Linked DNA regions of Mus musculus: all the other regions are linked to region 3. Evidence: chromatin loops called from intact Hi-C (ENCODE). Cell type or tissue: heart. All regions are shown on one strand. Links, peaks and the distances in the headings refer to the core of each region. The heading gives the core; the rest is flanking DNA.

Region 1 (5,041 bases), core at 399-4,398, 89 kb after region 3:
CACAGTTTCCTCTGTAGAGTATGGTCCCAGAGAGTCCCCCCTGTGTTGTGTGCAGCTGGGTGTGGTGCCTGCTGTGCAGGGAGCCAGTGGCAACACTGTGTTAACAGGGATCACCACCATCACCCGGCTTCCAGCAGGCTGGTCTCAGCTCATCTTTCAGTTCTATGTGTGCTCTGTTAGCCTTGGTGATCAGGGCCAGGGTTTGCAGCTTTGATAAACTACTTGGAGATGGTGAGGCCACTTCCCTGCTACCTCCCTCTCTGGTGTGGCCACTTGGCTAAAGCTCCCATCCGCAGCTGGGATGTCTGAGCCACAGCCTGCTACACTGTTTCCCCTCTGGGATCTTCTGAGTTACTTTTTTAGGCTGTGGTTTAGTGAAAGGAACCAACACATTAACAATCTCCCCAGAAGCCACTGAATAATTCTTGGCATATTTTCTCAGTGCCATTGGCCGCCTGGTTTGGGAGCAGTTGTGGAACAGAGGACAGATCGGTACCATACAGAGGCATGGGTTCGCTGTAGCTGCTCACAGTTTGCCTGTTCCTGGCGTGTGTCCTAGGTGTGTGCTATACCTGCTGGGCCAGCTACACACATACGTACCCTGCCCCTGGAGCAACGGCATTAATATAGCACGGGTGTCTCTGGAAGTGTGAGGTAGAGTGTTCTAGGAAGTGTTCCTGATAAGATTTCCTTGTTCTCTAGGGCCCCCGTTGGGCTTTTGGCCCCTCCAGCAACTTTATGCCCCAACCCCACTTTTCCTCCCATTCTCTGTCTGCTAGTCTCTGAAGCCTTTAACCAAATGGGAATGGGTACAGAAAGCCTTCTCCTGGCAACTTAGGGCAACAGGACAAGGGCTATTGTGTGTCCAGCTCTGTTGGTCTCCTGGTGCTGAGAGGTGTGTCCAAGCAGAGTTGATCAGCCCCTGCCTGCCCTGCAGGGCTGAAGCCAGGGGGAAGGTTAGTAGAGAGTACCCTAAATGGGGTGAGGGTCCTTCAACATCCAAGTGAGGAGGGGCTGTGGTGTGGCTGCAAGGTGAGACCCTGTCTCCTGCACCTGGGTAGGGCCATAGGGGATCTGGCTGCAAGGTGAGGCCTGGACTTGGAGAGCAATCAGTCTCCTGGCCTCAGCAGGCAGCAGCCTTGGTGCCCACCCGTGCCCTGCGCAGTATTTATTGCTAAATTATTGTCCAGGAGGGGCGGCACTGGGCCTGGCCCCCCGGGTATTTATTGCTGTACATAGTGTATGTTTGTGATATATAAGGTTTTCTTTATTTTGTATATGATCAATAAACGCCTTTTAAAGAGATCTGGTGGTATTTCTTTGAAATCCCGAAGGAGCAAGGGTGGGAAGGGCGAGCCGGAAGAGGTGGAAAGGGCCGGGCCCGCGCATGCGTCTCTGTAGCTGCCGGATGAGGCGGAAGCGGAAGCCGGAAGCGCAGTCAAAGGAGCGATGGCAGCCGGTGGCGGTCTGAGCCGCTCGGAGCGCAAAGCTGCTGAGCGGGTCCGGAGGCTGCGGGAGGAGCAGCAGCGGGAGCGCCTCCGCCAGGTGAGCCACTGCCGTGCCCGCGCTCGCGCCGGCGCGCGCGGTCGCTCACCCGCTGCTCGTCCGTAGGTGTCACGCATCCTGAGGAAGGCGGCTGCAGAGCGCAGCGCGGAGGAGGGCCGGCTCTTGGCCGAGAGCGAGGATCTGGTGACCGAGCTGCAGGGTCGAAGTCGGCGGCGTGAGGGCCTCAAGCGCCGCCAGGAGGAGGCGAGTCGCGGGCAGCGGGTGCTGGGCGGCGGGCTGCGGGAGGCGAGCGGCGGCAATAACCAGCCTGGCTCCTATCAGGTGTGTGATGACCCGGAGGAGCTGCGGAGGAAGGTCCGCGAACTGGCCGGAGCTGTCCGAAGTGCCAGGCACTTGGTTGTCTACACGGGCGCTGGAATCAGCACAGTGAGTGAGGGCCTGCGCGTTGCTTCGGGTGTGAGGCGCCCCCTTCTGGGATGCAAACTCGGGCTGTACAGTGCTGGAGTTCAAAATCTCGCTCACCTTTGAAGTAACTTCAAGGTGTCCTTTCTCAGAGACCCGAAGCAATTCTAGATTTAAGACTTAACTAAGGCAACGTGACAGTGGTGGCACATTCCTTTAGTCCCAGCACTTGGGAGACAGGAGGATCTCTGTAATTTCAAGATCAGCCTGGTCTGCATAGGGACTGCATAGGGAGTTCTAGGTCAGCCAGGGCTAAAGAATAAGTCAATAAATAATAATTAAGCTAAGTCAAAGAGTTACAGAATGCGTAGTTTCTGACTGCCAATCAAACATGGAACAGTAGTAGGGCATAGTAGCCAACTGCCTGCTAATGCCTTCTCCCTTAAAGTGCAGACAAATTGATCGATTTACGTGATGTGGACAAACTGGAGCCCTAGTCTTTCTCCTGAGCCTGTACTCCTTGAAGAAAGATAAATGGAAAACTAGTGTCGAGTCCCAAATCTCCAATCTCAGGACTCAGGAGGTGGGGCCTGGTAGAGGAGGAAGATCAAGATCAAACTCTTGAGAGCAGCCTGGCTCGAAGCTCCATGCAAGACCCTGGCTCGGGGAAAAAAAAAAAAAAAACCAGACAGAGTCCTGGTACAATAGGTACATTTGAGAAATGCTGTCCTCTTGACTCTGAGAGCTCTCCTGGGAAGGCTGAGGGATGACTAGCTTTGAAGTTGAATATTTGACCTCAGGCGAACTCGGCTTCTATTCTGAGAAGCCCTGAGGTGGTCTGGAGAGATGGCTCAGTGGGTAGCGTGCCTGCTATGCAAGCGTGAAGACCCGAGTTTGGACTCTCAGAATCCATGTGAAGAAGCTGAGCAGTACCACACTCTGTAACCCCCAGAACTGGGAAGATAAGCTCAGAAGCCCCCCTGAAGCCCTCTGGCTAGCAGCCTAGCCAGATCCACGAGCTGCAGGTGCATTGAGAGACTAACAACTACAACAACAAAGGTGGGGGAGGCAGTGAGAAGCTCACTGAATACTTAGGCACTTGCTACCAAGCCTGGTGCATGAGTCCGGTCCTCAGAGCTCACACAACAGAAGAGAACTGACCGCCACAAGGTGTCTTCTGACTTCTACTTGTGCATCATGACCCTTGCACGACGTCCCCTTCAACAAATGTGTTAAGAAAAAAAAAATAGTTAAGGTGGACCGTGAGCTTCACACACTGACACGTGTAACGCACACCTCTACACACATGTGCACACATGCAAACACGAATACAAACACATACACAGACAAAAGAGGACCTTTGTTACAAAGGTAGCAGCCAGCAGTCACAAGCACACAGGTGCAAAAACAACTATAGGGCCAGACACAAATGCCAGAACTGGAAAGCCCTAGTGTGGCCTTGCTGCTGTGGTGGCATTGAGTAGGGCTCTGCAGGGAATTGTGGGGACAGTGGCCCAGGAGCAATGTCAGGAGCATTTGCTGCGTCATCTCAGACATCAAGGACAGCAGCATGTGGGGCCCAGCCCTTCATAGCCATCTGATGATCCAGTTATGACTCTACAGCAGTAACTCTGCAAACCTGGTGGCTACTAAAGACCAATTGCAGCTCTTAAACGCGGTCTAAGCACCGTTTGAGGTTCCTCGATGTATTGGAATTACCTGCCAGGGCGGGCACTTCTCTGCTCTTAAGCAACAATGTATACAGGGCTTCCCCAGCCAGGATCCAAAGACTCCTGGCTTCTAGATGGTTTTCTTTTTTGTTATTGTTGTTGTTGGTTGGTTGTTTGTCTCTCGTGGAAAATGACTTAACACTCATCTGTCTGTAGAGGTTTTATGTTAAGTTGGAATAAAAACCTCAGAGCCGCAGGATTTAAGTGTGTGGACAGAGCGCTTCCTCCCGGGGCTATTTGCTAAGCATGACCTGCGCTCTAAAATCTGTTCCTTCAGACACTGATGCGCCTGACCAGTTGTCCCCTTCTGTGTTCAAGACAGATGTGGACACAGCTGCTCACTGTTAGAAAGGATCTTGAAGTAGAGTAGGGTTCTCTGTTTGGTATGTGGAAGGGTGAGCTGGTCCAGGCAGGACAAGAAAGTCACTTGGATGGAGGGAAAGAGCCATACTGGGGTGCATCCCACTTGAGAGTCAGGTCAGCAGTGGATGGGACAGACACTGATTTATAGGCATGTCCTCTGTGGGGAATACTGCAGTACCTGTGGTATCTCTTTTTGTCCGAATGTGCAGGCAGCTTCTATCCCAGATTATCGGGGTCCTAATGGAGTATGGACACTGCTTCAGAAAGGAAGGCCTGTGAGGTGAGCATGTCACAGCTTTCTCCCACGATTAGAGGCGAGCTGCGTCATCTGGCCGCCCTCTCACCTCTGTTTTCTCCAACCGTACAGTGCTGCCGACCTAAGCGAAGCGGAGCCTACCCTCACCCACATGAGCATCACCCGTTTGCATGAGCAAAAGCTGGTAAGAAAGCCGGCCATGGTGGCGCACACCTTCACTCCCAGTGCCTGGGAGGCAGAGGCAGGGGGAGTCTCTGGGTTCATGGACAGCCTGGTCAAGAGTGAGTTCCAGGACAGCCATGGCTGCACAGAGAAATTCTGTCTTGGAAAAACAAAACAAAAGAACAAACAAAAACAAAAAGCTGGAAAGAACCCAGAGCTATACCTCAGTGCCCAGGTGGGAAGCCATCCTGCCTCCTAGTCAGCCCTGTGATAGATAAATAGTCTAGTAGCTCGGACATCTGTGTGCTCCCTGCTCTGCTTTCTCTTCAAGAAGAGTAGCTGTAGCCGGGCGTGGTGGCGCACGCCTTTAATCCCAGCACTCGGGAGGCAGAGGCAGGCGGATTTCTGAGATCGAGGCTAGCCTGGTCTACAAAGTGAGTTCCAGGGCAGCCAAGACTACACAGAGAAACCCTGTCTCGGAAAAAAAAAAAAAAAAGGAAGAATAGCTGTGGTATTCAGGTTCCATTCAGGGCCTTTAGACGACAGCCTAGCTTCAGAGGAGACTCAACAGAAACTTCCAGAGATCCGCTGAGCAAGCGGGGAAGCAGATATGCCTGGGATT
Region 2 (5,041 bases), core at 335-4,334, 200 kb after region 3:
ACAACACTTCTTGGGACTGGCGAGATGGCTCAGTGGATAAGAGCATTGACTGCTCTCCTGAAGGTCCTGAGTTCAAATCCCAGCAACCACATGGTGGCTCACAACCACCCATAATGAGAGATCTGATGCCCTTTTCTGGTGCGTCTGAAGACAGCTACAGTGTACTTATTTATAATAATTAAAATATTTATAATATTGTATTACAATATGTATAATAATAAGATTATTATTATTATAATAAATCTTTGGGGCGGAGCAAGTGGGGCTGACCGCATCGAGTGAGGTTGACAGGAGCGAGCAGAGGTCCTAAATTCAATACCCAACAACCACATGAAGGCTCACAACCATCTGGACAGCTACAGTGTACTTATATACATAAAATAAATAAATAAATCTTTAAAAGGAAATCCCAACACTTGGGTGCTGTTGCTAGGACATCTCTGCCCTGGTCATCCCAAGGAAGGAATGTGGGCCACGGGAGACTGTGAGTAGGTATTCAGCCCCCTGGAAACACATAATAGGTCCGAATGGTGACCTGCACTGAAGAGACTCCGAGCTTTAACAGGAGGAGAGACAGGGCCTGCCATCCTGCTAATCCTGCCAGGAGTCTGAGTTGGTCCTTTGGGTGGGGGCTCTGAGCTTCACAGTGACCACGAGTGCAGGTGTGCCCTGAGACCTGGTCATGCACTGCAGCTGATACCAGCCATGGATGGCAGTGCATGCACATGATAGATGTTCTTAGTCCACTCAGAGTGAGTTCCAGGACAGCCAGGGCTACACAGAGAAACCCTGTCTTGAAAAACCAAAAAAAAAAAAAAAAAAAAAAAAAAAAGAGAGAGAGAGAGAAATAAATAAATAAATAAATAGGTGTGTGGGATCCACAGACCCTTCCGGGAAAAACTGCTAGATGCCCAGAGATGCAACGGTGAGGTGGGATCATGTGTGTGGGTGGACCGGGCAGGTAGACTAAGGCTCAACAGCCCCTTTTTTGCTTCAGATTCTCACTCTACTGCCCTCGGCATGCTACCTGAACTGGACGGTCACACCCCCAAAACAATTCCCTCTTTTCCACATTGCAGTCTGCTGAGATTCCTGTACCCCTGTCCACTGGTCCCAACGGGGGTCCCATGTCAGCCTCTGGAAGCCCTCAAGGGTGGCTGTTCAAGTTTGCTTTTCTGTCACTGTGATAAACACCATGACCAAAAGCAACTTCGGCAGTGAGGCTTTATTTCATTTTACAGATTGGAGACGTTCATGGAGGGAAGCCAAGACAGAAGGGGCTTCAGAAATGGCCTGGAGCAGAAGCCATGGAGAAGGGCTGCTTACTGGCTCACTCACCCACCCCAAGGTAGCTTCTTATACAGCCCAGCCTCACCTGCTCAAGGATGGACCACCCACAGTGGGTTGGACCTCCTAGCAGTCAGGAAAACAATACCACACAGGTTTGTCCACAGGCCATTCTGATGGAGGAAACACCCCGGTTGAGGGTCTTTCTTCCCAGGTGATACTAGTTTGTATCAAGTTTACAAAAACTAGCCAGCACAAAGGCCCCTCTGTCTTCTGCCTCCTCTCAGCCTAGAGTCACCCTGGTGCTCACACCAGACCCATCTGGTGTGGATGCTAGTGATGCCGGAGAAACCTACCCTAAACGTACATGAGGCCCCGTGCAGGTAACACTACACCCGGTCACCCATACACCATTCTAGATCCCAAAGGCAGACCTGGCCCACACTCCTGCTTTCTAGTCAGCCGATCCTCCTCTGGGTCTATATGCCTGAGAGGGTTCCCCCACTTTGGAGACCGCTGGAGCCCCAGCTGCCTAGAACTTACTATGTTCACATCCCCTGTTGCCCCAAAGGTTTGTCCTTTTGTATTTCCACACTGCTAAATGATCCCAACCAAACCCTGAAAACGCTTTGCCGACTTTCCGCCTGCCTACAGTGACAGGCTGTGTTCTGCCAGCGCAGGCTGAATGTTGAGTCCCCTCCTGGGGTTGGGCTCCTATTTCACCCTGGACCCTGGACTGCCACGTCCACTCTAGCTAGCATGGCACCTCTAGGAGTCCAGGCCGCACCCTTTCTTGGTCTACACCTCATCTACCCTGACCAGTCCCGGTTCCAATGAAGGACGCTACGTGGCCGCCACCAAGAGGCCATTCGGGGAATTACAGGCTATGCTTAAACCGGCGGCAGCGCCTGGGGCCGCAGCAGCGCCTGCAGCCAGGGGATCCAGACCTCACTCTCCTCCTCACACGGGTGTGGACATCAGGGATTGATCTCAGCCCTCCCCATCCCGCGCTGGCACAGTCACGAAGCTTGTAATTAAAGAGTTATCGAGTCAGGGAGAAAGGAGGAGTCACTGAGATGACTCGGCTGCTCTTCTAGAGGACCAGGGTTCTATTCCCAGCACCCACACGTTCTATGAGCCTGTAACTCCAGTTCCAGATGATCTGACGGAACCTCTTTTGGCCTCTGAAGGCACCAGGCACACAAGGGGTACACAGACATATTCAGGCAAAACTCCCCCACACATAAGATAAAAGGGAAAGCTTTTTTGTTTGTTTGTTTGTTTGGTTGGTTGGTTGGTTTTTTCTAGATAGGGTTTCTCTGGGTAGCTCTGGCTGACCTGAACTCACTCTGTAGATCAGGCTGGCCTTGAGTGCAAAGCCTGCGGAGAGCTGGGATTAAAGGCCTGTCGCGGGCAAGCTTTTTTTTTTTTTTTTTTTTTTTTTTAAATAAAATAGTTCTATTTTTTCTATTTTTTATTAATATATTTTTATTATTTTAATTTTATTTATGTTACATCCTGACCTCAGTTTCCTCTCCCTCTTCTCCTCCCATTCCCTCCCAGCCACCCTACCCCAACCCCACTCCGGTCCATCCACTCCCCTTCTGTTTCTCTTCAGAAAAGGGCTGACCTGGAAGGTTAGCCATGATATATCAAGTTGCAGTAAGACTAGGTAGGCACCTCCTTTTATATTAAGGCTTTGGGGCAAGGGTCCCAACGGCAGGCAACAAAGTCAGAGACAGTCCCTGCTCTGACTATTAGGGGTTTTGCAAAAAGACAATGAAATTAATATCCAATGATAGCCAACCCCTCTGACTGGGGTTACAGGTGCATGCCCACACACCAAACTACAGTCAATTGTAAAACTTTCCATCATGCCAAAAAGAACAGCTGCCAACCTCCCGCCTCACACCTTCTTCAGTCATTTTTTAAAAAAATATTTATTTATTATTTATATGTAAGTACACTGTAGCTGTCTTCAGACACACCAGTAACGGGTGTCAGATGTCATAACAGATGGTTGTGAGCCATCATGTGGTTGCTGGGATTTGAACTCAGGACCTTTGGAAGAACAGTCAGTGCTCTTAACCACTGAGCCATCTCTCCAGCCCCTTCAGTCATCTTTGTAAAAAAGACTGAGATGGAATATGGTTAGATCTAGCCTAGCACCTGTGGAACCCTGGGTTCAAACCTCAGTACTGAGCCAGTAAGGTGGCCGGTGTTTGTAATTCCAGCACCAAGGAGGCAGAGGCAGGAGGATCAGTGAAGCCTGGTTTATGTAGGGACTCTGGGCTACATAGTAAGAGTCTATCTCAAAACAGCAAACCACAACATTGGAAAGAAATCAACAGTGGCCCTGGGGTGGGAGAGCTGGCCAGCCAGTCTGCTGCATCAGTGAGCACCAGGTTCAGAAGAGATCCTCAAAAAGTAAGGTGCTGAGTGATTGAGGAAGACACCTGGAACTGACTTCTGGCGTCTGTGAACGTGCACATAAGAACACATATACACACTCACTCACACACACACAGATGAACACACACAATACAATCACACGTGCATACATACACATGTGCACACACAATACAATCACACATGCATACATACACATGTGCACACACAGTACAATCACACATGCATACATACACACATGCACACACACACAAAACAATCACACATGCATACATACACATGTGCACACACAGTACAATCACACATACACATGTGCACTCACACACATACCACGCACAGCTGGATTATAGCTGGATTATAGCTGGAGTGCGGGCACTCCACACTATCCACCCATCAGTGCTCAGCTTCTGTGTTTGGTGATGCTGGCTGTGCTGCTGGGAACACGAGCGTCCCCCTTCTTGCTCGGTACAAGTGGGTCTGTGTATTTGCTTGCTCTTTCTTTCTTTTTCTGTTTTGTTTGTTTGGGGGTTTTGTTTGTTTTCATTTTGGGGGGGGTTGTTTTGTTTTGTTTGTTTGTTTGGTTGGTTTGGTTTTTGTTTTTTTGTTTGTTTGTTTTTGTTTTTTGTTTTAGACATAGTCTCTTTGTGTAGCCCTGATTGTCCTAGAACTAGCTCTTCAGACCAGGCTCAGAGATCCACCTGCCTCTGCCTCCAGAGTGCTGGCGTTAAAGGTGTGTCCCACCACCTTCCGGATGGCTGCTCCTTTTTAACTGGCCGAGGAACTGCTAGCTAGGCAAAGGCATGCATATATCAGCCAACTGATATTTCAGTTCTGTCCAAGAGTCCCTAACAATTCCTGGTTATGTGCCCGGCTCTGCTGCCTCCTGGCAGTGGATGAGCCCTTGCCACACCCCTCTCCCCAGGGAGGGCGTCTGCCATGCTGTTGATTTAGGGCTTGCTGCTTCCTAATGGAGCTGATTTCTCCCACTTCTTCACATCTTAGCCTCAGGCAAGATCTCTCATGACCTTTGCCCTTTCCTCCATCAATCTCCCACGGAATGAGTAAAATTACTTACAATTCAGCCCAGAGTCTTTCAGGGTGAATTCTTGGTATTTGGAAAACATTTTGAGCCACAGATCATTTGGTGAAAGAATGGTCAGATGCCAGGGACCTGCTCCAGCAAGGCTTCCTTTTCCAGACGGGTTGGCACTGGTGTGCCAGTTATGTCCACCTCTCACAGCTTGGGATAAGGAGGGGTGTGAAATAGTGGAGGGTTAGCTTAATGGGAATTCTCAGTGGGAGGGAGGGATGGGGTGTGATCCCAAACAGGTGCACCAGAGCAAAG
Region 3 (5,041 bases), core at 354-4,353:
TGGTGTTGGCACACAGCCCTTGGAACAGCAGTGTGGACCCTGTGTAAAGATAGTTGGAAGAGAGGGCTGTCACTGGAGCTGGCGCTGCTACTCAGTGACATCAGAGCTGCTACTCAGACAGTGGTACCACTGTTCTGGCTTGCCGTAAGGCCACGTCAGAAACAGTTTTTGAGCTTGCCAGACCTTATCTTTCTCAAGCCGGCATGGGGAACCGTGAAAGCTGGGAACATTAAGGCTTCTCTATTACAGTGACACTGACCTCTGTTCCCAGGTTTTGGAAAAGGTGCAGGAAGAGAGGAGAGAGCAGAGAGGCCTGGACACGCAAAGACTTTCCTGCTCACAGACACCCGCTCTGAGGCTAGCCCCGAGGAAAAGTGTTTGATTGAACCCAACTCTGACGTTTCAGGTGCGGAGGCCACTGGCTTCACCTTCTTCACTCAGCATGCAGTCGCTGAGGACAAGCTCCTTCAACAGCGTCTCCTTATGCAGCAGCTTGCCGAGGGCCCTGCAGGTCTCCACCGTCAGGCTCTGAGTAGTCAGGTCCAGTCCGCCCTTCGGAAGCTGGTGCAGTTGCTGCAGAACAGCCTCCTGGGGCTCAGCCCCACTCTCCTCGCAGAGGCGGTTGTAGGAGCGCCGGAACTCCTCCATGTCCCCGAATGCTGACGGAGCCTCGCAAGCATGCCCCTGGAGACAGGATACACATTAGCTTGCTAGGCCGAAGGCTGGGAGCCCCTTTCCCTAGGGCGTGTACGCGGAGATGAGCTGAGCTGGCCCTATATAAGGGGAGGCCTAGAAATGTGGAATAGAAAGGAGGTTGGAATGGCTCGAGGAAGGGGTTTGGAGATAGAGTTGGAGCGCAGCAGAACACTGGCCTAGAAGAGCAAGTATACGCGTTGCACATACCCTAGTCTGGCCCTGTGGCCCCCAGCCCGCCCTCGCGACGTAGCCTCGGGTCGCTGGTGTGGCAGGACGCGGTTCCTCGCGCCTCAGTATCCAGGAAGAGTGTGGTGCGCCGGGAAGGATAGGAACTACATCTCCCAGGAGGCATTGCGGAAGGCATGGCTATTGGTAGACCAATGAAAGTGAAAGGCGGGCTTGAGCTGGAACTCAAGTCCCGGCTTGGGGAACGCTTGGATGATTGGCTGCTGGGATTGGAGGCGGGACCTCAGGGTCGCGTTCCACGTTCATTGGTTGGGATGTGGGAGGGTTCCGGAGAGTGCACATCGAGACTGTGGCCATGGAGGGAAACAGTGGCTTCCGGAAGGTGAGGCCTCTGGAATAGTGGCAGGCACACTCGGGCGTTGCGGATCCCCGCGAGACAGTCGTGCATGCTCGAAGTCAGCCTTATCGATGTGTTACCGTGTCTTTGGTGGGGGCCTGGCAGCAGGGTGGGAGCAGCCCGCGCGCTCTGCGGCTGGACTGAGCGGGTCTGTAGATTAACAAGCTGGACGACCAGTGGCACATCCAGGCTGGCTACAAGGGGTCTTCTCGGGAGGGACCACAGGGCCTTTTTCCAACTCGGCCGATGGGAGTGCGCGAGGCACACTGATGCGAGCCTCCACTGCTCGGGCCGAGGCCATCTCTCAGTGACAGGTTTGGGAGGACTCGCCCACGTGCGGGAAACTTAAGCAGAGGCGCTCCATTCTACGATGAGTGGTGCCACCTGAGGGGTCGGCTCTTGGCATCAGGCCAGCGCGCGCCCTGTGCAGAGTTCAGCCTGGCCTCCGCACTCCGTTCAGTACTTGAGTAGAGTTTTGGGGGCTTTGACCGTGACCGGAGTTGTGATAGTTCACTGAACTATGGGGAGTGGGCTGTCTCAGGAAAGAGTGACAGGAAGGGAGGGGCTTACATTTCAGGCTGTGGCCTTCTGGCCAGGAACAGGAGTTTGAGGTGCCACGGGTTTACCCTAATCCTACCCTCCAGCAGTCACATCCACACTTCCATGAAACAGCCTGCGTAGCTGTAGTCCAGCCCTGGCTCTGACATGGGCTTCTGCCCAGGTGCTGTCTGTCAGTCTGCTGTTGGGGTTCGTGGGACTGGGGCCCTCTGGTAGCGAGCGGGGACGGGGGGGGGGGGACCAGCAGGTGGCGCTGCTCTCACGTAGTCGTTCATGGACCCTCCTGGCCCAACTAACAAGTTCACCTGTGCCTGTGTCCATTTCCACCCGTGCCCCTCTGCAGCGAGTGGGTATCAAGGCTTCTCTGTGGCTGACGCTCGTGAATCCAAACTCACCTTTCTTTGTAGGCCATCCACTTCGAGGGTCGTGGGTGCCTGTCGCTGCCTACCTTTTGCCTTTCCCTGGTCGTTCCCCATTCTGTTCTGGACTAGGCAAACTTGAGTGGTCTCGGCTTCACACACTGCACAGATGCTCGGGGGCTCCTCATGGCTCACCTTTGGTGCTCTCACGGGATTCCTAGGCCTCTGGATTCTCCCTCTCATCTCCACCTCACAAACTACCACCAACCTTTCAGTTCTCAAGCCATTCCAGATGCCTGGCCAATCTGCCGCCACCACCTGGTACTCATCATTACAGCTAGGTTTCTCCAGACCTAGTCTACAAGGGTCTTCCCCAAACTAGTGCTGTCTCTCCACTCACAACTAGAACCAACTTCCGACTTCTTGCCAAAGAAAGCTCAAGGGTTCTTGGTTATACGTCCACCCAGCCCTCCAGCCACAGCCCGGCTTAACATGCTGGGTGTCCTGTGTGTGTGTGGCAGTAGATCCAAGCCAGGACTGCCAAAGGGGCCAGCATTCCTCAAGGCTGCCCGCCACCGCCCCCTCCCCAATCTGCTGGCACATTAGCTCCCTGCAGTAAAGGTGCAGCACTGCCCCTCAGCTCCCAGAATTGGAGGTGACATCACTGGGGACCCCCACTACATCCTCCCCTCCAAGCATAGCTGGCTTCATCCTCTCAACATAGGAAATGGCCCCAGGATAGCAGTTTCCAGCTGGGAAGTCACAACCATGCTCCATTCAGAACTGATACTTGGGAGGGGGCGGAGGGGGGTGACAATGACAGACAGCCTTGTGAGGAATGGCACTGACTCTGCCCTCCTTCTAGGAACTGGTGAGCAGACTACTCCATTTGCACTTCAGGGATTGCAAGACCAAAGGTTTGGGGCACCAGTGGGGTGGGGAATATGTGGGGCACAGGGAGGGAGGCTGTCCTATGACACCACCACCCTCCCCCTTCCCTCCAGTCAGCGGGGATGCACTGCAGCTCATGGCGGAGTTCCTGAGGATCTTCGTACTAGGTGAGCCAAGGGTTCCCACAACACCAGAAAGATGACAATTTCTTGTTTGGTTTGTCAGTAAACTAAGGTTTTTCTCAGCTACAATCAAGCCTAAGTCCTGTCCCTGAAACACTCAAGAGCCACCTAGGCCCCCTCTGAGGGCTGACAATGGGTGCAGGGGACCTAACAAGGGCAGGGTTAGAGCTGCCCCGCTTTCCCCAGCTCACTTCATGACATTCCACCAGAGGCTGCTGTCCGTGGGGTCTGGCAGGCCCAGGCAGAAGACCTGGATGTTGTGGAAGTGGATCAGCTGGAGAAAGTGCTCCCTCAGCTGGTATGTGGGATGCAGGTGGGGCAGTCTGCAGCTCTCCAGAATGGTGCCTGTGTGGTCACTTTGAGCCCGTTTCTCCTCCATAGCTCCTGGACTTCTAGAGTTCCCTCCTGTGGCCTGCAAGGTCTAGTGAATCCACACCAGCATCAACTCCTGAGCTCTCCAGCTTCAGGAGGATGGGAAGATCCCAGCAGCTGTTACCTCCAAGAGTCCTTGCAAGACAGGTGCAGGGAAAGGTGAACCAGCCTGCCTCCAGACACAGCCCTCCTCCCGCCCCCAGCAGCCTTGCATTATAAATAAACCAGCTGCTGGCAGTGCCTCCTTCTTGCCACCCTACATCAAAGCTGCTGTGTAGCCTTTTAACCACCTGACCCCCACCCCCAGGATGCCTCCCTGAGCTGTAAATTTGTTCTTACAAAGCAACATCAATAAATCAACACCATCTCTCTGAGGCCTGCTTTCTCTTTGCCATTAATCACCCAAAGTCTAGTTGCTTCAAAGCCTGAGCCCCGTGCTCCCTTCCATCCATCTCAGTGGGACGAATGCAGAGCTCTCAGAAAGGACAGGATAACAAACAGCATGTGTGCACATGCTGCAGTAAAACTGGAGCCTTCACACATGTGGCAGGATCTGCCACAGGCCACAGCAACTGCCACTTGTAGGCAATGGAGTCCAAGAATGTTTCGGTGAACCGGTAAGGGCCTGCTGGTAGAGGCGGGGACCGGGCTACACAACGTGAGAAGACCTGCTGCCTGCGCCAGTCTGCAGAAAGGTTCTCCTTTAATCCTGCCCAGCCTGATCGCAGGCTGCCTATAGGTAAGGGCCAGGCTGTGCCCTCAGAGAGGCATAGCTGTGGGGCCTTCCTGGAAGCCCGCCCAGTCTAGGCTTGAGCCCTCTGATGATCATCAGGCCTCGGCAGGCCAATTCTCAGAAAACATGCTGGGTGTCTGGCTAGGTGGTGGTGGCACACGCCTTTAATCCCAACACTCAGCAGGCAGAGGCAGCCAGATCTCTGTGAGTTCAAGGACAGTCTGATCTGCTTAAGTGAGTCCAGGACAGCCAGGGCTCTGTTACACACAGAAATCCTGTCTCAAAAAAACAAAACAAAATAAGCAATCATGTGGGGTGATTTGCTACCTGCTACACATAGTACCCCTGTAGGTCTTCAGAGTCCCTTACTGGAGCTTGTCAAGAGTCCAGTGTGGAAACACCGTGGTACGCTCAGGAGTTAGGAGCAGGCTACCCAGTACTGAGGACCATGTGAGTGCGGGTGGGAGATCAATCAGGAAAGGCATATAATATGAAGAGACAACTCTCACAGGGCCTAGAACAGATTTGAGGGCAATCTCTGAAGGCAATGGCTAGCCTGGATTGAGCTGGGTAGAGAGCTGCTCCTGAGTGCCTGCAACCCCCAAACACCCCACCCCCACACACAGGGTAAGTTTCTGGGTTCGTCCCAAGCACTGAGGAGAGGGTG
Region 4 (5,041 bases), core at 549-4,548, 130 kb after region 3:
AGAACACTTGGTTTGCTTCAGATTGATGTATAGCCAGAGGGTATGCGTGCTTGTGTAAAATAACTGGGCCACAACTGAAGATGGAGAGTGGAGGCCATTGGATTCCTCATCTTTTAAGTTTGATGACTCTCCGGAGCCAACAGCTGTTTCCTGGATACCACAGGGGCAGGTGTGGCCAACAGAGCAGGCCAGAAGCGATGGCTTTTGTGGGATTAAGCTATAGAAGTCCCCGTAGTGCCCCTTAAATTCCTGCCTCCCCTCAGTCTGAGGCTACACTCAGAAGAAGCCAACATGGAGTGCCCTCACGGAGTAGCAGGAACTGAGACTCCTCAGGAGGAACTGGAGTGGCTGGCACAAGCACACGACCGGGAACCCCCCCAGCCAGGCCCTCCACTAAGGAGGCTCCATCCTCAGCGTCGTGAAACACGCCTGGCGGTGATGGTGCACGCCTTCAATCTCAGCATCCTGGAGGCAGAGGCGGGCGCGTCTCAGGGATGAGGTTCAAGATAGGCAGGCAGCCCGTTCCAAGGAAAACCGCTCCTCACAGCAAAACCATACAACTTCTAACATACGGGGGCTCGGGGGGCACGCAGTCCCCAGAGCAATGCGCCAGGCAGCACAGCTACAGGGCACTGCGGTCGGTGAGGACTGTGGTTCTGTTGACTCTGAGGACAATGGGACAAGGGCCAGGCACGGCAATCAGGGAACCCTGGGAGCCACAGAATGGCCGCGCGACGCTGCTCTGGAAGAGCCGGCTCTCGTGTCCCACAAACCCTCGCACCCGGCATTCGGCAGAAGGCGCGAGGGCGCCGGCCCACGCGGGACGCGCCCACGAGGCCCGCAGCAAAATGGCGACGGCGCCGACCCGCGCCCCCTGGCGGCGCATGCGCAAGGCGACCCCGCCCGCGAGAGCGGAAGTCTTGTGACCCCGGAAGTGACCGTCCGAGCGGCGGGCGGCGGACGACGTTCGTCATTTGGTGCGGGAGGGAGCGCGAGAGCGGCGGTCGAGCCTCCGGTGAGTGGGCGCGTGGCGCAGCGCGGTGCAGTGCGGGAGGGGAGTGGGTTGGCTTTGTGCGGCGTCGCGGGCGACTGCGGCGCTCGCGGGCGGGGCGCGGTCACCCGGGCGGGCGGGCGGGGCGGGCCAGGGCGGCAGCGCAGGTCCTGCCGGAGGGGCCGCGGCCCCCCGGGCCTGCGCGCCTGCTACCAGGGGACCCCCTTCCTCGGCCTCGCGGGCGGGGTCCGGCGCGGGGCCTGGCCCGGGGCTCCCGCCGCGCGGCCCCGCCCCGCTCGGATTGCGGGCTCTACGGAAGTGCGGGCCGCGCCCTGATGCTGTCGCCGGCGGCCACGCTTGGCGTCGGGTGGGGTTGTCTGTAGCCTCCGGGTTTCGGACCGCCGCTTTATGTGTTTCCTTGGCGGACACCTCTCAGAGGGACAACGGCCGGGCTCTTCCCGGGACCGCTGCGCATTGCCTGTAGGCATCACAGTGGGTTTCCGAGAGACGTTTGGGAATCTGCGGAACTGAAAGGCATCTAGGCGCTTCCGTCCTGGTTGGTTCCTCACCGCCACTAAAGGTTTAGGGTCAGGGCCCAGAAACAGGCTCCTGAGATTTATTTGCAAGCGGTGCACTAGCTCCCAAGTTGCATACGCAGACCCTCACTAGAGAGGACAGACCTGCGTATTTAGGATCCCCTTTGGGCTCTTGGGATTTAAGCGGTCATCACATAGTTGAGCTTAGGACAGTATTCCATTGGAAGGGACGAACAAACAGACCCTTGTCCTGCACGTGGCTAACATACAGAGCATCTCCCTGTCGGAGAACTTACCTCCATGACCCAACCCAGTAAGATGAGAGCCTGGGCAGCTAGGGACAGCAACAGGACCCCAGGGATTTAGTGTTGCGTCTGCCAGTTCAGTTCGGTCTGGAGGCTTATTCTTAGTGGGGAGGAAAGGTGTTTTGCTTCTCTGAGGAACAGGCTGTGGTCCCATTTCGTTGCTTGGGGTTCTAGTCCTCTCAAATGGGCCTCTGCGTAGGGCAGTGGCAGCATCCTCTCAAAGTTCCAGTCAGGTGTCCTGCAGGTGTCAGGGTCTGCCTAGGGTGGAATGCCTCCAGGCTGTCACAGTCCTGCTCATGCCCCGCCCACAGGTGTCCCAAGCTAGAGGTAAGCATGGCAGAACAGGAACCCACTGCTGAGCAGCTTGCGCAGATAGCTGCAGAGAATGAGGAAGATGAGCACTCTGTGAACTACAAGCCTCCAGCCCAGAAGAGCATCCAGGAGATCCAGGAACTGGACAAGGACGATGAAAGCCTCCGAAAGTACAAGGAGGCCCTGCTGGGCCGAGTAGCTGTCTCTGCAGGTAGGTGGCTTGGAGGAAGGATGTCATCTAAACCTGTGCCCAGTCTCTTTCCAGACCACTCTTCCAAGGAGTGAGTTTAAAAAGAAAAATCTTAAGGGATGGGACTCTGACTCTTAACTCTCACTCTGCAGACCCCAACGTCCCCAATGTCATTGTGACTCGACTGACCTTGGTATGCAGCACTGCCCCAGGCCCTCTGGAACTGGACCTGACAGGTGAGTGGGTATTAGAATCCCTGGGTGGGGCCAGCTGGCATCTTGCCTCTACCCCTAAAAATAATTTTCTGCACTGATGCCCTCTGGTGGAGAAGAGGGGAAGTGCAGCTAGGGGCTTGCCGAAGCTCTGCTTTGTGTCAGGGAAGGGGCTGGGGAGAGTGAATGTAGCAGGGTGGAGAGCCCTTCAAGCAAGCAGTCAGCGGAGACTCCTCCTCAATACAGGTGATCTGGAGAGCTTCAAGAAACAGTCGTTTGTCTTGAAGGAAGGTGTGGAGTACCGGATAAAAATCTCTTTCCGGGTAAGGTGGGGGCTTTGAGAGGCCTGGAAACAAGGGGCAGAGGGGCAAGCCTGGGAAGGCAGCTGACCCTGGCTCTGTGTCCCCACAGGTGAACAGAGAGATCGTGTCCGGCATGAAGTACATCCAACACACATACAGGAAAGGGGTCAAAAGTGAGTGGGCGGGCCATAGAGTGGGGAGCCATTGGGCCTGGGAGGGGCGTGCAGCACCAGTAATCCTGCCTCTCCTGTCCCTCAGTTGACAAGACTGACTACATGGTCGGGAGCTATGGGCCGAGGGCCGAGGAGTATGAGTTCCTGACACCCATGGAGGAGGCTCCCAAAGGCATGCTTGCTCGGGGCAGTTACAACATCAAGTCGCGCTTCACAGATGACGACAAGACTGACCACCTGTCCTGGGAGTGGAATCTCACCATCAAAAAGGAGTGGAAGGACTGAGCTCCAGCTGGGAGACGGGCAGGGCGACGGACAGACAGAAGGACCGACATGCCCCACCCTAACCCCCTACCTACCCCAAACCAAAGTGCTGACAGGACCTCCCTCACCCGTCATTCCTCCCTAGTCCACTCAGGCAGTCAGCTCTCCTGTCTGCCCCTCCTCCACCTCCTGCCCGCAGGCCCCTGTGGTCTCCAGTGTCACATTGCTGCTTCTGCCTGTGCAGTGGGGGAGGGGTTCCAGCCCAGGCCTCCAATCTGCTGTGTCCCTCCAGGTTCCCTCTGTCTTCCCTTCCTCAGGCCCTGGCTTCTAGAATGGAACAGAACACTGTCAGGGTTGTCCAGCCCACCTTGTCTCTGTCGCAGCATGGGGAAGGGCTGGGCTATCTGTCCTCTAGTCCCACCACTCCCTGGCCAGGTCATCCATCACTGTCAGTCACTGTCTAACCATGATGCCTTAACATGTGGAACGTGTGCTGGGGGCCGTCGCTAACTCTTAACTCCCTGTCTGCATGAGCATGTGCTCTCCCTGTCCTCGCCTCGTCTGCCATCCCCATCCCAGTGACCCACCCAAGGGAGGCCTGGGGTGCGCTGCTGTTGCTTCCTGCGAGCCTGGCCAGCTCTTCCCCTCCCCGTGGCCAGGGTTGGGGGTGGCTCCAGTAGCTAGGGGAGGGTCAATTGCCAAAACTCGATGCCTCCAGCCCCATCTAGGAGGCAGGGTAGGGTGCCTCATTCCTCTGCCTTCTCTGTCCCTTGTAGGCAGTACTCGGAGCCCCTGTCCCCACAGAGAGCCCCTGAGGGACAAAGCCAGCCGAGCCTTACTTGTCTCACCTGGGCCACGTGGCCTGAACCTCGTGCCTGGCCTGTCAGTATTTATTGCCTCCATTTGGGCCAGCTGGCCTGATGCCTCTGCCCTGGTTCTTGGTGCCACCATCCCTGGGCCGACCCTCCCTGGACCCAGCCAGGACAAATGTGGGACCAAGTTCACACAGTTGGGAGCTGTCTCCTGTGCCTCCCCTCCCTATCCCCAGTCCCTGTGTGGTGTCTGCCAGGCCCAGCCTCAACAGGCAGAGGAGCCTGTCCCTGCTTCTCTTCTGACTGGGAAATAAACACCCCTGAAGGAGTCTGGGATTGTGTGGTCTGTGCAGCTTGTGTTGGGGTTTTGTAGGGAATGGTAAGAATCCAGTGGAGGGTGGATGTCCCTCAGATCAGATGTCCTGGCTACAAGGTTGTCTGCTGCTAACAGCCCTGTTTTGTCTTTGCTCCTGGCTTCCTGTGGAGATGTGAATATAGAACAAACCCCAGGCCCATGGGTCACAGTGCTGGCCCTGGGCATAGAGGGATTGCCTGAGTCAGCATATCTAAATTTCCCCTGGCTGGGACTTGCCCTCAGTATGGAGCCCTGCTGGAAGATCAAACTGATCTGGCTCTGAACAACTTGCATGTGTAGGTCGACCTGGTGAGAGAGTTCCCTATGCCTGTTAGTGAGGCTAGTTGGAACAGGAAACCGAGCCTCTGCACATCTCCAGTACTGTGCTCTCTAGAGCACCCACGAACCTAGGGAGAAAGGGCAGGACCACTGAACCATGAAGCTTGTAGCAGAACCCTGAAAAGCCACTAAGCCTTAACAGGGCTCTTGTGTAGCTCTCTGTAGTGACCACAGGGAGGCAGGATTACTTGTCTGTCTTCAGCACAACCAAAGGTACCTAGTAACCTCAAAACCCCATCCTGCCTTTACA
Region 5 (5,041 bases), core at 504-4,503, 94 kb after region 3:
CATGAACTCGTTGTGGATTGAGCATGTTGCTGGCTTGCCTCCCCAGAGCCATCAGCCGTGAGCGGGTGGTAGGTTTGCGTCTTACTCATCCTCCTCTACTCTGTTGTGTCTGCCCGCTGGAACAGGTACTAAAGAAATATCCCCGCCTCTGGTGCATGACGAAGCCTCCAAGCCGTCGACCCAAACTCTACATCGTGAACCTGCAGGTAACAGCGGGTGCTTAGAGCTTCCTCCTCAGACCCGGGGCTCAGATGGGAAGAGCCGGGGAGATCCTGAAAGTCTTGTACAGGTTCCATTGTGTTCCTGGGGAGTGGTGAGCCAGTCTGCCGGGAGGCCCTCATCTGCCTTCCTTGTCTTTAGTGGACCCCGAAGGATGACTGGGCTGCCCTGAAACTCCATGGGAAGTGTGATGATGTCATGCAACTCCTCATGAATGAACTGGGCCTGGAGATTCCTGTCTACAACCGGTGAGTGGGCGCAGCGTGCCCCCTGCATTCCTGCCCCGTCCCTCCCCTCCGTGTGATGGGCCGTGTCTGTCTGCTGTGGGCCTCAGAGGGACTGGCTGAGGCAAGGCTCCACCACACGTGCACACTCTTCCCCCCTGACTGGTACGGTGCCCAGAATCTCTGAGGGGGATCTGCCAGTGTGCTCTACAGGATGCTCCCACAGATGGTGTGCAGCCTGGGTGGACAGCCGAGAGGGGTGAGAACTGCAGCTCTGGTCAGACACAATCTCTGTCCTTGGTGTGGGGATATTTGGGGAAAACTGAAGCAAATTGCCTTGATACAGAATTGTGATAATTTAGACTTGGTGTGTATATTGAGTGAAAAGTTTACACTTTCTTTCTCTGTGAATTTTCAGGGTCTTATAGGGGAAATCAATAACTTCTTTTAATCAAAGGGTTCAAGAAATTAAGGATCCCTTCACCTCTGGGCCTGGCAATTCTTGTATGTTATGTTTGTGGTGTTCTGTGACGTGGGCCTCTCCTGTGCCACATTGTTGATGTTGTTATTGGTTGTTGTTGTTGTTTTTTTTTTTTTTAACATTAACTTAGCTCATTTTTTAATCAGTGCTTACTTTTATCTTACGTTTATAATATGTGGTTCTACATTTCAATCAGACACATGATTTCTTCATGGTGTAGTCTGTAGGCCACACCTCCCCAGTCAACCGGCCTCTTCCCGCCCCCATCCCTGTCACGCAGTCTGGGAAAGGGAAAAGGGTCTGGTCCATCTGCCCCTATCCATACAAGTGAGAGACGGGGCCCAGAGTTGCTAGCAAGTTATCCTTGGAGGTGAGGCCATCCTGTGGCTAGCACTACCCCTTCCTATGTGTGCAGCTCCCACCAACAGTGGGTGAGACAGAAGAGGCTGTCGAGCGAGGGCTGCTGCTGCCCTGAAGACTTTCCCCTGCAGCTTGGTGTCCCCTGCAGCTTGGTGTCACTGACGCTGCTTCCAGCCAAAGCCCAGATTAAGACATAGGTGGGATGGCAGGTGGCCTCAGACAGCTTTCCTGTGCCTGGGAGGGTTGCGATTCGAGGGGTTTTCAGACCTGCCTGATGCTGCTTTTCTTTCTGTTAGGTGGCAGGATCCAATCTTCTCCTTGGCGACCCCCCTCCGTGCTGGTGAAGAAGGCAGCCACAGTAGGAAGTCACTATGCAGAAGCAGAGAAGAAGCCCCACCTGGGGACCAGAGTGACCCCCTTGCCTCAGCTCCCCCTATCCTAGGAGGCTGGTTTGGCAGGGGTTGTGCCAAGCGTGCAAAAAGGAAGAAAGTGGCATAGCCCGGAGTTGACAAAGAACAGTTGGCACTTTGCAGATGGCTTGACCCTTGTTCAGGGGCTCCGCCCGTGTCGCCGTGAAGGCGAGAGTGCCCCCTCCGGCTCTAGTGGGTGCCGGCTTCGCGGTGACGGTCGTCTTTAGCCATTTGTCCTTGTGGAAAGGCTCTCTTGCACTGCTGTGACTGCCCCGCTATGGGCTTGATCTTCAAGGACACCTCCCTCCTGTTCACCCCTGTACAAAGGTGGCAGCAAGGCCTCTGTGAGAAGAGCTCCGGCCCTTCCCAGGCCTGGCCAGCAGGAGAGTCCACCACTGCCTTACCTCACTCTCCAGGCTAGTCTCAGGGCCTCCCTCTTTCTACTCCTTATCACGTACAAGTGTTCACTTTATAGAAGCCTTTTTCTGTATTGGGTATGCGGCACAGGGAGAATCTAACTAAGCCTCCAGTCTGAGCAAGTCTTATTAAACATCTCTCAATTGCTTTGGTGTCCCGATGACTGTCACACGCACCACCGAGGTGCCTGCATCTGAGGGCCTGCATCGAGGCGCTTTTGAAGAACCCAGCCCCTGAAAATGCTTTTGGTTGGTTGGTTTTTTTGAAACAGGGTTTCCGTGTGTAGCCCTGGCTGTCCTGGAACTCATGAGATCCTCCTGCCTCTGCCTCCCAAGTGCTGGGATTAAAGGGGTCGCCACCACTGCCCGGCTCCTAAGAATGCTTAAGGCACGGGGTGAGCTGCACGCACAGTTGTGGTGCTAACCTGCCCCGTTCGTCTGTGGAGAAGTCAAATGCCAAAGCCCGGGCACCTGCAACACAGACCATTGGCCGCTCGATCTGGGCGGAGGGGGGTGTGGCCCGGCTGGGGGCGGGGCCCTGGTTGGCGCACGCCATTGGCTGCGCCAAGCGGGTGAGATCCGCGTGAGCACGCGCAAGCGTCGAGGGCGGGGCGACGGTACTGTGTGTCGCGGGAGCCGCCAGGATTTGCGGGGGGCCTCCGGTGCCATGATCCGGAACGGGCACGGGGCTGCCAGCGCTGCTGGGCTGAAGGGTCCGGGAGATCAGCGCATCGTGCGGGTGTGGTGCGATGGCTGGTGAGTGGGGCGACGAGGGGAGGGCGGTCACCTGGGCGTCACGCACCGGCCGTTGGCGGAACCGGAGTCTTCCGAGGCCGCACGAGGCAACCTGGCCTCCGGTCACTTAGGAGTGTAGCGTACAGACACGGGTGCATCAGACGGTGCGCTCCCCGAAAACCGGAAATGCGGCTGTCTGTTCGCCTTGGGCATTTACCCAAATTACCTGGGCTGGAAGGCTGTGAGCTTCTCTGGCAAATCAGCCCGTGACGTCTCCAAGAAAGTCCTGGAGCTGTCAACAAGCCGAAGAGATAAGATGTTGGCCTTTCTATAACTTACCATCTTCAGCCCTTCGTCGTGCCTACCCCTGGTGGATGAGAGGCATTCGGAATGGTCACCAGGGCTCCTCAGGGCATTCATGGCGGAATAGGCTAGACTTTGTGCGTTTCTTGTTTGTCTTTGGTTGGTTGCTGAGGATGGGAACCATAGCCTTGTGTGCTATATATGTACAGGCAAGTGCTCCATCACTGAATTACAACTTCAGTCCCCTTCTGTTCTTTTGCACCTGAGTCACCAGCTTTGACTTCGTGTCAGTGGACTATGACCTTGGCCCCACCATGGTGCCACAAGCCCAGATGCAGACTCTGACCTTTGATCTAGCCCTGCCTGTCTAGTGGGCACAAGGGCTGTCCTGGAATTTGCCCGTTATCATGTCCCACCTCCCACCCCGTGCACTGTGGTGTTGACATGATGATAGCCCACTAGGGCTCTAGAGGAAGCAGAGCAGAACCTATGGCCCAGCACTGGCCCATGGCAAAGAATACAGGTGGTCCCAGGGATATCCCACTGGGATATCCTCAGTGTCCAGCATATTGCTGGCTTCTGCATAGCTTGACCTTGACAAAGTACTTGTGGCCAGACCTAGATTTGAGGATAAAAGCAGGTGACAGGCACTTGTTCTCTCAGAGAGCTAAGCCAGCCCTGGGGGTGGGGAACTGTCCACTTGTGTCAGGGTGGAAGTATCTGCTCCCAATGCAGGACTGATCTCTTGTTTCCAAGCTTGAGTGTGGCTTGTTGATCCAGGGGGACTATTCTTGTTTAGGGTGCAGGAGGTTCCATATTCAAATCCTAGATAATCTCTTGTATCTTGCGGGCTGGGAGTGTAGCTAGCTCAGCTGGTATTATGCTGGCCCAGCATGCACAAGGTCCTACATTTGTTTTGTAGCACCCAACAGTTGGCTTTGGGTGGGAATCTCAGCAGATGGAGTCAGAAGGGTTGAGAGCTGAAAGTCGCCGGGCGTGGTGGTATACACCTTTAATCCCAGAATTTGGGAGGCAGAGGCAGGCAGATTTCTGAGTTCAAGGTCAGCCTGGTTTACAAAGTAAGTTCCAGGACAGAAAAAAAAGGGTCAAGAGTTGAAGGTCGTCCTAGGTTTTATAGTGAGTTTGAGGCCAGCCTGGGCTACATGAGACCTTATTGTCTTAAAAAAAAAAAAAGAAAAAAAGAAAAAAAGAAAAAGAACTGAAGCAGCTTGAAATGCCTGCCCATAGCAGGAGGCACCAACAGGGCAAAGGCAGTCTAAGACATGGGAAATGGTTAAGCATCTGCCAGTGAACAGCTGTCTTGGGAGTTCACCAGCCAGGCCTTGTACCTGAATTTGCCACTCTTGCTAGACCTGGCACCCAGTCCTGCCCTAGGTCCAGTACTTAGGGTATGGACAACTGAGAACCGACTTCTCTGCTGTAAGCCCAACACCGGGATCTGGGCTAGGAGCCCTGGTGGGGGCCTCTCAGGGAGCCGTGCTGCATCCCACACAAGACCCTCAGTCTCCTGTCTGTCCTCACAGCTATGACATGGTGCATTATGGCCACTCCAACCAGCTACGGCAGGCACGGGCCATGGGGGACTACCTCATCGTGGGTGTGCATACGGATGGTAAGGTGGGGCCCGATGTGCCGGACAGTCCAATGGATTAAGCCTACAGGGCATGGGGTGGGGCAGAGGGGCGGGCAGAATGGTTCCAGCTTCCTTCCCCAGAGCACAGTGGTGACTCAGGGAGCTTAGAGAGTAACATAGCCTGGTACCAGCTATAGAGAGCTGTGGCAACACAGGACAGCTGTATTGTCTGCCCCTACCCCGGTTCTTGAAACAGAAGAGACTGAACCCTCTTCTTAGTTATCCAGCAGATGCCCCCG
Region 6 (5,041 bases), core at 468-4,467, 54 kb after region 3:
CGGGCGGTTCCAAGTATGCGAAGGGGGCCCAAGTGCGAGTCTCCCACGAATGCACGGGGCAGGGGCGCGGGAGGGAAGGCCCCAGCGGCACTAGGTGAACGTTCGCATCCTGCGCCCTGACCCGTCGGGCCGGGCAGCTGCGCAACCCGCAGGGCGCCCCCGATGCGGAAAGGCCTCTTCCTCCCCGCCCCCGAGGCGCTCCGAGGGCGGGGGTAGCGGCGCCGAGCTGGCCGCGGAGAATGGAGTTGCCCGGGGCCAGCCCGGCCGCGCTGCCCCCCACGGAGCCGGGCCGGGAGCGCCTCCGGCGGTTGCAACGGGTTAGTCCAGGCCCCTCCGTCAGACTTGTGGTTTGGGAAGAAAAGGCTAAGCCTCCGCCAAGAAAAGAGTGAGCGCAGCCCCCTCCCCCTGCCGCGCCCGGGCGGCGGCGGCACTTCTAACGCGCGGGCACCCGGGCTGCCGCGGCCCCCGCAAACTACGCCCAGCTCGGCTCCCGCCGCTCATTGGCGCGGGCCCGAGCCAGCGCACCCAGAGTCTGCATTGCCCTCGGCCGGCTACGCGCGGAGCCCGAGCTGCGGAGGCCGGTAGCGCCCGACTCCAGAGCCTCGACGCCGAGAGCCCACACTGCCGCCCGGGGCAGGGACAACGCACGGGAGCCCGAGCCGAGGAGCAGCAGTGTCTTGCGCGCCCCCTGGCCCGGCGCCCCGCGCTGCTGACGCCTCACGGCCGTCCGCTCTCCGCAGGTGGCCACAGGCCGGAGTGACATTGCCATGGGAGGAGAGGTGCGCGTGCTGCTACTGCTGGGCCTGCTGCATTGGGTTGGGGGCAGCGAGGGCAGGAAGACCTGGAGGCGCCGTGGCCAGCAGCCACCCCAGCCGCCGCCCCCGCCGCCGCTCCCGCAGCGGGCTGAGGTGGAGCCGGGCGCCGGGCAGCCGGTGGAGAGCTTCCCGCTGGACTTCACGGCAGTGGAGGGCAACATGGACAGCTTTATGGCGCAAGTCAAGAGCCTGGCACAGTCCCTGTATCCCTGCTCTGCGCAGCAGCTCAATGAGGACCTGCGCCTTCACCTCCTGCTGAACACGTCGGTGACCTGCAATGACGGCAGCCCCGCCGGGTAAGGCCAGCGCGGGGCAGGACCCCGGGAGGCCGTCAACCTGGCTTGGCTGGCCCCACCGGTGCTCCGCGCCTGGCTCGCCGTCATCCTATCGCTGGTGGCGCTCGCATCCTCTGCCTCCCCGCGCGCGTACAAACGCGGAGACTGTACTGGACCTGTCCTATTTTCAATGGCTGATCTGGTCCCTAGAGGAAAGGGTTCCACTCAGGCGTCTAGTGTTGCTAGCCCTGGAGAGAGCCTGGCTTGGAGCCTCCCAAAGCGGGGGAGGGGGCAGCTCTTGAAGCTCTGATCCTAGGCCAACTCGGGTGCTGACCTCTTGGCCACCGTGCACCCGCCTTTGAAAGTTCAGGTTCTGGGACAGAAAAAGAGACTGCAGTCGCAGAGTGGCCATATCTCCCGTAGAAAGAGGCAACACTTTACAGGAGGTTTCTGTCTCAGGGTTCCCCCCTGTGCATAGCAGATTGGCTCAGGACAGTCAGGAATTCGAGCATGGGAGCAAGGAAGGGGCACAAGAGGGACCAAGGGCTCCAGGGACAGCATTCACACATACCCCCAACTTTGAAGTAGATAGAGGACACAGGTGAAGCTGGAGGTCAGAAGGGTCTCTGGGTGCCCACGCACTCAGTTGATCAATGTTAGTCTGCGCCTTGATAGGAAAAGCTGTAACACTGCCTCGGTGGCTCCTGCATCTCCTTGCTGCGCTCCTTACTACTACAGTTTTCTGGGTCTTTAGCCCTGGCAAATTTCTCCTTATTCAAGTGCCACTGCGTGCTCGAGAGTTCACTTCTTCCATAGTTATCAGCACCAGGGTTAACGCGGATCTCATGCGGGGCGGGCTGTGGGAATTTTCCACGGACCACAGGACCCTCCATCCACCCACCCGCTGTCGCCACCTCTGGGGAATCGGTGGGGTTTCACCAGCTTGTGCGTTCCTTTTGCGATTGGCTGCGGGCGCCCCCGCGCGGCTGTGGTGAGCTCCAGGCAACAGGTGGAATGACCCTTTCAGCACCGAAGTGGGAAAGAGGGCTTGAGGATTCCGGTTTGGGGATGAGGGTAGAAAAAGAAGGTGGCTCAGGTATCCCCACCTGACAGCATGCTCTGTGCGCCTTCCCTGCAGCTACTATTTGAAGGAGTCCAAGGGCAGTCGGCGGTGGTTACTCTTTCTGGAAGGTGGGTTCCAGGGGCTGAGGTGGGGGGCAGGAGGGGTCTTCTGGACTTGTGGAACGGAGCCTGATGCCTGTGCCTGCAGGCGGCTGGTATTGCTTCAACCGGGAGAACTGTGATTCCAGATACAGCACCATGCGGCGCCTCATGAGCTCCAAAGACTGGCCACACACACGCACAGGTCAGCAGCACAAGACTGGCTCGGTCTGCAGAATAGTCAGACTCTCCAAGTAATGGGTTCTAGAAGGACCCATTTACCCCTGGAACCCCATCCTAGACCCCGAGCCCCTAAGCCCATGGAGAGCTCCTCCTCACCTTTGGTTTAATGACTAAGTCTAGCCAGCCTCTCATCCTTCCCTATCTATCCACCCTTGCACCTCAGGCCAGGGCCATCAAGAATAAGTCCCCATACCTGCATATCCCCTTCTTGTTTCACCAGGTACTGGTATTCTATCCTCCCAGCCAGAGGAGAACCCCCACTGGTGGAATGCCAATATGGTGTAAGAGAGCATGGGTTCCCCTTGGTGGGGGTTCCTTCCTGGGAGGGTCCTTCCTGGAGTGGTCCTTCCTATGGAATACTTTGAGTGTGGGGACTCATTCTTGGGGGCTGGCCTTTGTGGGTGGTCATATTTGGGATTGTCTTTAATAGAGGGCTTAGGTCTTCCTAGGGGCGATGAACCTTCTCGGAGGGTCTAGGAGTCCTTGGGAGAATGGTTCTTTTAGGGGGTCCTTTTCCTGGGGGGAGGGGGGTTCTATTCTAAGGAGGACCTTCCTGGGGAGGTCCTTCTTGAGGGTCTTATCCTGGACAGCATTTTTCTCAGGGTCTTTCATGGTAGATTTGGTCACAACAGAGGGCCATGGTGGGCTCACCTGATCCCTGTTACAGCTTCATCCCTTACTGCTCCAGTGACGTTTGGAGTGGGGCTTCACCCAAGTCTGACAAGAGTGAGTCCCTGGCTTCCCAGCCCATTAAGACAGGGCAGGGTGGTGAGACTTTTGGGAAAATAGAGACTTTCTCAACCTGTCTGTAGCATGCCTTAGGGTTCCTGCTTGTCTGTGGCTCACCTGGCCCCTGAGGGACCCCCTAGCAGGGCCTCTTGCACTTGATCCCCCCCAAGTCTACCCCATCCCCTATCTCTTCCCTGGAAAGAGGGCAGGCCCATCCTCCTGTCTCCTGGAGTAGGACATCTTGCCCTGAAGTCTAGCTTCACCTAAAGCTACCCCTTTTCCTACAGATGAATATGCCTTCATGGGCTCCCTCATCATCCAGGAGGTGGTACGGGAGCTCCTGGGCAAAGGGCTGAGCGGGGCAAAGGTGCTGCTGTTGGCCGGGAGCAGGTAAGCACAACAGGCCCAAGGGAGGAGGACTTTGTATGGAGGGAGCAAGGGGCTGATGTGGCAGCTCTGGGACATGGGCGGAATGGAGTGTGTGTGTGAGAACCTGGAAGGTAACCACCTGCAGACCTGGAATCTGTCCTCACAGAGCCCTGCTGCCTCTAGCCTCCACTGGAAGATCAGCCTCATTTGGGGCCCCTTAGAGGTCTGGCCTCAGTGCTCTGTAGCTGGGAACTGTTTAGAGAATGCTTCTGGACTCTTAAGATTGTTGGGCTGCAGTCACCTAGAAAGTGGGTTAGTGGTCAGGTGTGTTCTGATGTCCCTTCTTAAGGATGCAGTGTCAGGGAAGGCTGGGGTGACACCAACTGGTCAGTAACTGTGTTCCAATAGGAACGCAGAACACGTGCTTAGACTGGATGAGGGAGACCGAAACACCGGAGTTTATCTTCTTCTTCAGATAAGGAAATTGATACAGGAGAGAAAACAGAGGGAAAGGAGAGTCAGCTCTGTGCTCTGCCAGTCTTAGCTGTGGGCCAACGCTTAGAACTCTACCAGTCCTCTGCCTTCGGACCGTGAGGGAGAGAGGCCCCTTGTGTCTTGCTTGCCTCTCTCAACATGGTTATAGTCAGAATGCATTGTTCAGAAGCAGTGCTTCCTCAGGACTAGGGCTGGGGCTAAACCAGCTCTGGGTGGACAGCAAGCACCCTCCCCAGCCACTTGGCCTCACGTCTGGCCTTCCCTCAGCGCTGGGGGCACCGGGGTGCTGTTGAATGTAGACCGCGTGGCTGAGCTGCTGGAGGAGTTGGGCTACCCGTCTATCCAGGTGCGGGGCCTGGCTGACTCAGGCTGGTTCCTGGACAACAAGCAGTACCGGCGATCAGACTGCATTGATACTATCAACTGTGCACCCACAGACGCCATCCGCCGTGGCATCAGGTGCCCTGGGACGGGGAGCCCAGCCCCCACGCCAAAACCCTGTCTAGTGCAAAGGGCCTGGGGTGACGTAGCATCTTAAGGGGAGGAGTACCCCGGGATCACAGCCTAACCTGTGATTGTGCCGCAGGTACTGGAGTGGGATGGTCCCAGAGCGTTGCCAGCGCCAGTTCAAGGAAGGAGAGGAATGGAATTGCTTCTTTGGCTACAAAGTATATCCGACTCTGCGCTGTGAGTGGCCAGTTCAGATGAGGCATTTGGGGGGTGGTGGGATATCCTGAACTGTACACCAGTCCTGAAGTTAAAGAGGTTAGACCAGAGACCTTATACTGTTCCACAGAAGTGGTCATGCCTACAGCAGGGTAAACTGTTGTTCCTACTTACCTGGGATTGTCCTGAATTTAGCACCAAAACTGTTGGTCGTTGGCAGTGGCATCGGAGACAAATCCATACGCTTCCTTTCTATATTTTGGGGCTGCCAAATAGTTCCCTCAGCCC

Evidence for each region. Hi-C counts contacts between places; a loop is a spot of excess contacts. Peaks named below come from ENCODE experiments on the same cell type or tissue, not always from the same donor. Only the 100,000 strongest peaks of a DNase experiment are listed, where the experiment ranks them.
Region 1: it touches region 3 in a loop (7-fold over the local background); 19 of 42 quality-filtered maps call a loop at or near these places.
Region 2: it touches region 3 in a loop (4-fold over the local background); 8 of 42 quality-filtered maps call a loop at or near these places.
Region 4: it touches region 3 in a loop (8-fold over the local background); 5 of 42 quality-filtered maps call a loop at or near these places.
Region 5: a loop joins it to region 3, with 4 times the contacts of the local background. A loop is called at or near these places in 19 of 42 quality-filtered maps.
Region 6: it touches region 3 in a loop (7-fold over the local background); 22 of 42 quality-filtered maps call a loop at or near these places.

What each region holds. Positions count from the first base shown.
Region 1 is chr11:120,621,381-120,626,421 of GRCm38, reverse strand. Sirt7 (sirtuin 7) reads left to right here and starts at 1,408. Exons shown (of 10, transcript NM_153056.3): 1 at 1,408-1,545; 2 at 1,612-1,749; 3 at 1,828-1,932; 4 at 4,211-4,281; 5 at 4,369-4,441. The coding sequence starts at 1,450. Mir6936 (microRNA 6936) reads left to right here and starts at 1,546; the gene lies at 1,546-1,599. It also overlaps a transcript of Mafg not described here. In heart, for the core only: a CTCF peak has its summit at 1,964 (motif pointing left); DNase peaks (open chromatin) are centred at 991 and 1,411; H3K4me3 peaks cover 1,865 bases; H3K27ac peaks cover 1,533 bases.
Region 2 is chr11:120,512,848-120,517,888 of GRCm38, reverse strand. No RefSeq gene overlaps it. Among named protein-coding and RNA genes, the nearest start is that of Gm39490, 9.1 kb to the right of the region's middle. In heart, for the core only: a CTCF peak has its summit at 2,153 (motif pointing left); a DNase peak (open chromatin) is centred at 2,138.
Region 3 is chr11:120,709,916-120,714,956 of GRCm38, reverse strand. It overlaps Cenpx (centromere protein X), which reads left to right and starts at 1,190. Exons shown (of 5, transcript NM_016665.2): 1 at 1,190-1,264; 2 at 3,062-3,113; 3 at 3,201-3,254; 4 at 3,479-3,567; 5 at 3,651-4,016. The coding sequence starts at 1,238. The coding sequence ends at 3,665. It overlaps Lrrc45 (leucine rich repeat containing 45), which reads right to left and starts at 1,004. Exons shown (of 18, transcript NM_153545.2): 1 at 904-1,004; 2 at 429-684; 3 at 1-39. The coding sequence starts at 648. In heart, for the core only: a CTCF peak has its summit at 2,029; DNase peaks (open chromatin) are centred at 1,146, 1,976 and 2,586; H3K4me3 peaks cover 2,235 bases; H3K27ac peaks cover 2,061 bases.
Region 4 is chr11:120,577,496-120,582,536 of GRCm38, reverse strand. Arhgdia (Rho GDP dissociation inhibitor (GDI) alpha) reads left to right here and starts at 913. Exons shown (of 6, transcript NM_133796.8): 1 at 913-1,015; 2 at 2,144-2,355; 3 at 2,487-2,570; 4 at 2,793-2,869; 5 at 2,958-3,021; 6 at 3,107-4,438. The coding sequence starts at 2,166. The coding sequence ends at 3,306. In heart, for the core only: a CTCF peak has its summit at 866 (motif pointing left); DNase peaks (open chromatin) are centred at 896, 1,416, 2,136, 2,576 and 3 weaker places; H3K4me3 peaks cover 3,009 bases; H3K27ac peaks cover 3,750 bases.
Region 5 is chr11:120,615,589-120,620,629 of GRCm38, reverse strand. It overlaps Pcyt2 (phosphate cytidylyltransferase 2, ethanolamine), which reads left to right and starts at 2,685. Exons shown (of 14, transcript NM_024229.3): 1 at 2,685-2,866; 2 at 4,693-4,781. The coding sequence starts at 2,778. Sirt7 (sirtuin 7) reads left to right here. Exons shown (of 10, transcript NM_153056.3): 8 at 126-206; 9 at 361-467; 10 at 1,581-2,259. The coding sequence ends at 1,782. In heart, for the core only: no CTCF peak of the experiment used is centred there; DNase peaks (open chromatin) are centred at 1,699, 2,649 and 3,579; H3K4me3 peaks cover 2,597 bases; H3K27ac peaks cover 2,712 bases.
Region 6 is chr11:120,656,065-120,661,105 of GRCm38, reverse strand. Notum (notum palmitoleoyl-protein carboxylesterase) reads left to right here. Exons shown (of 12, transcript NM_001382269.1): 2 at 741-1,111; 3 at 2,229-2,281; 4 at 2,361-2,456; 5 at 2,715-2,775; 6 at 3,162-3,220; 7 at 3,511-3,613; 8 at 4,355-4,546; 9 at 4,674-4,774. The coding sequence starts at 768. Among named protein-coding and RNA genes, the nearest start is that of Notum, 2.6 kb to the left of the region's middle. In heart, for the core only: a CTCF peak has its summit at 2,052; a DNase peak (open chromatin) is centred at 2,045; H3K4me3 peaks cover 1,617 bases; H3K27ac peaks cover 933 bases; H3K27me3 peaks cover 4,000 bases.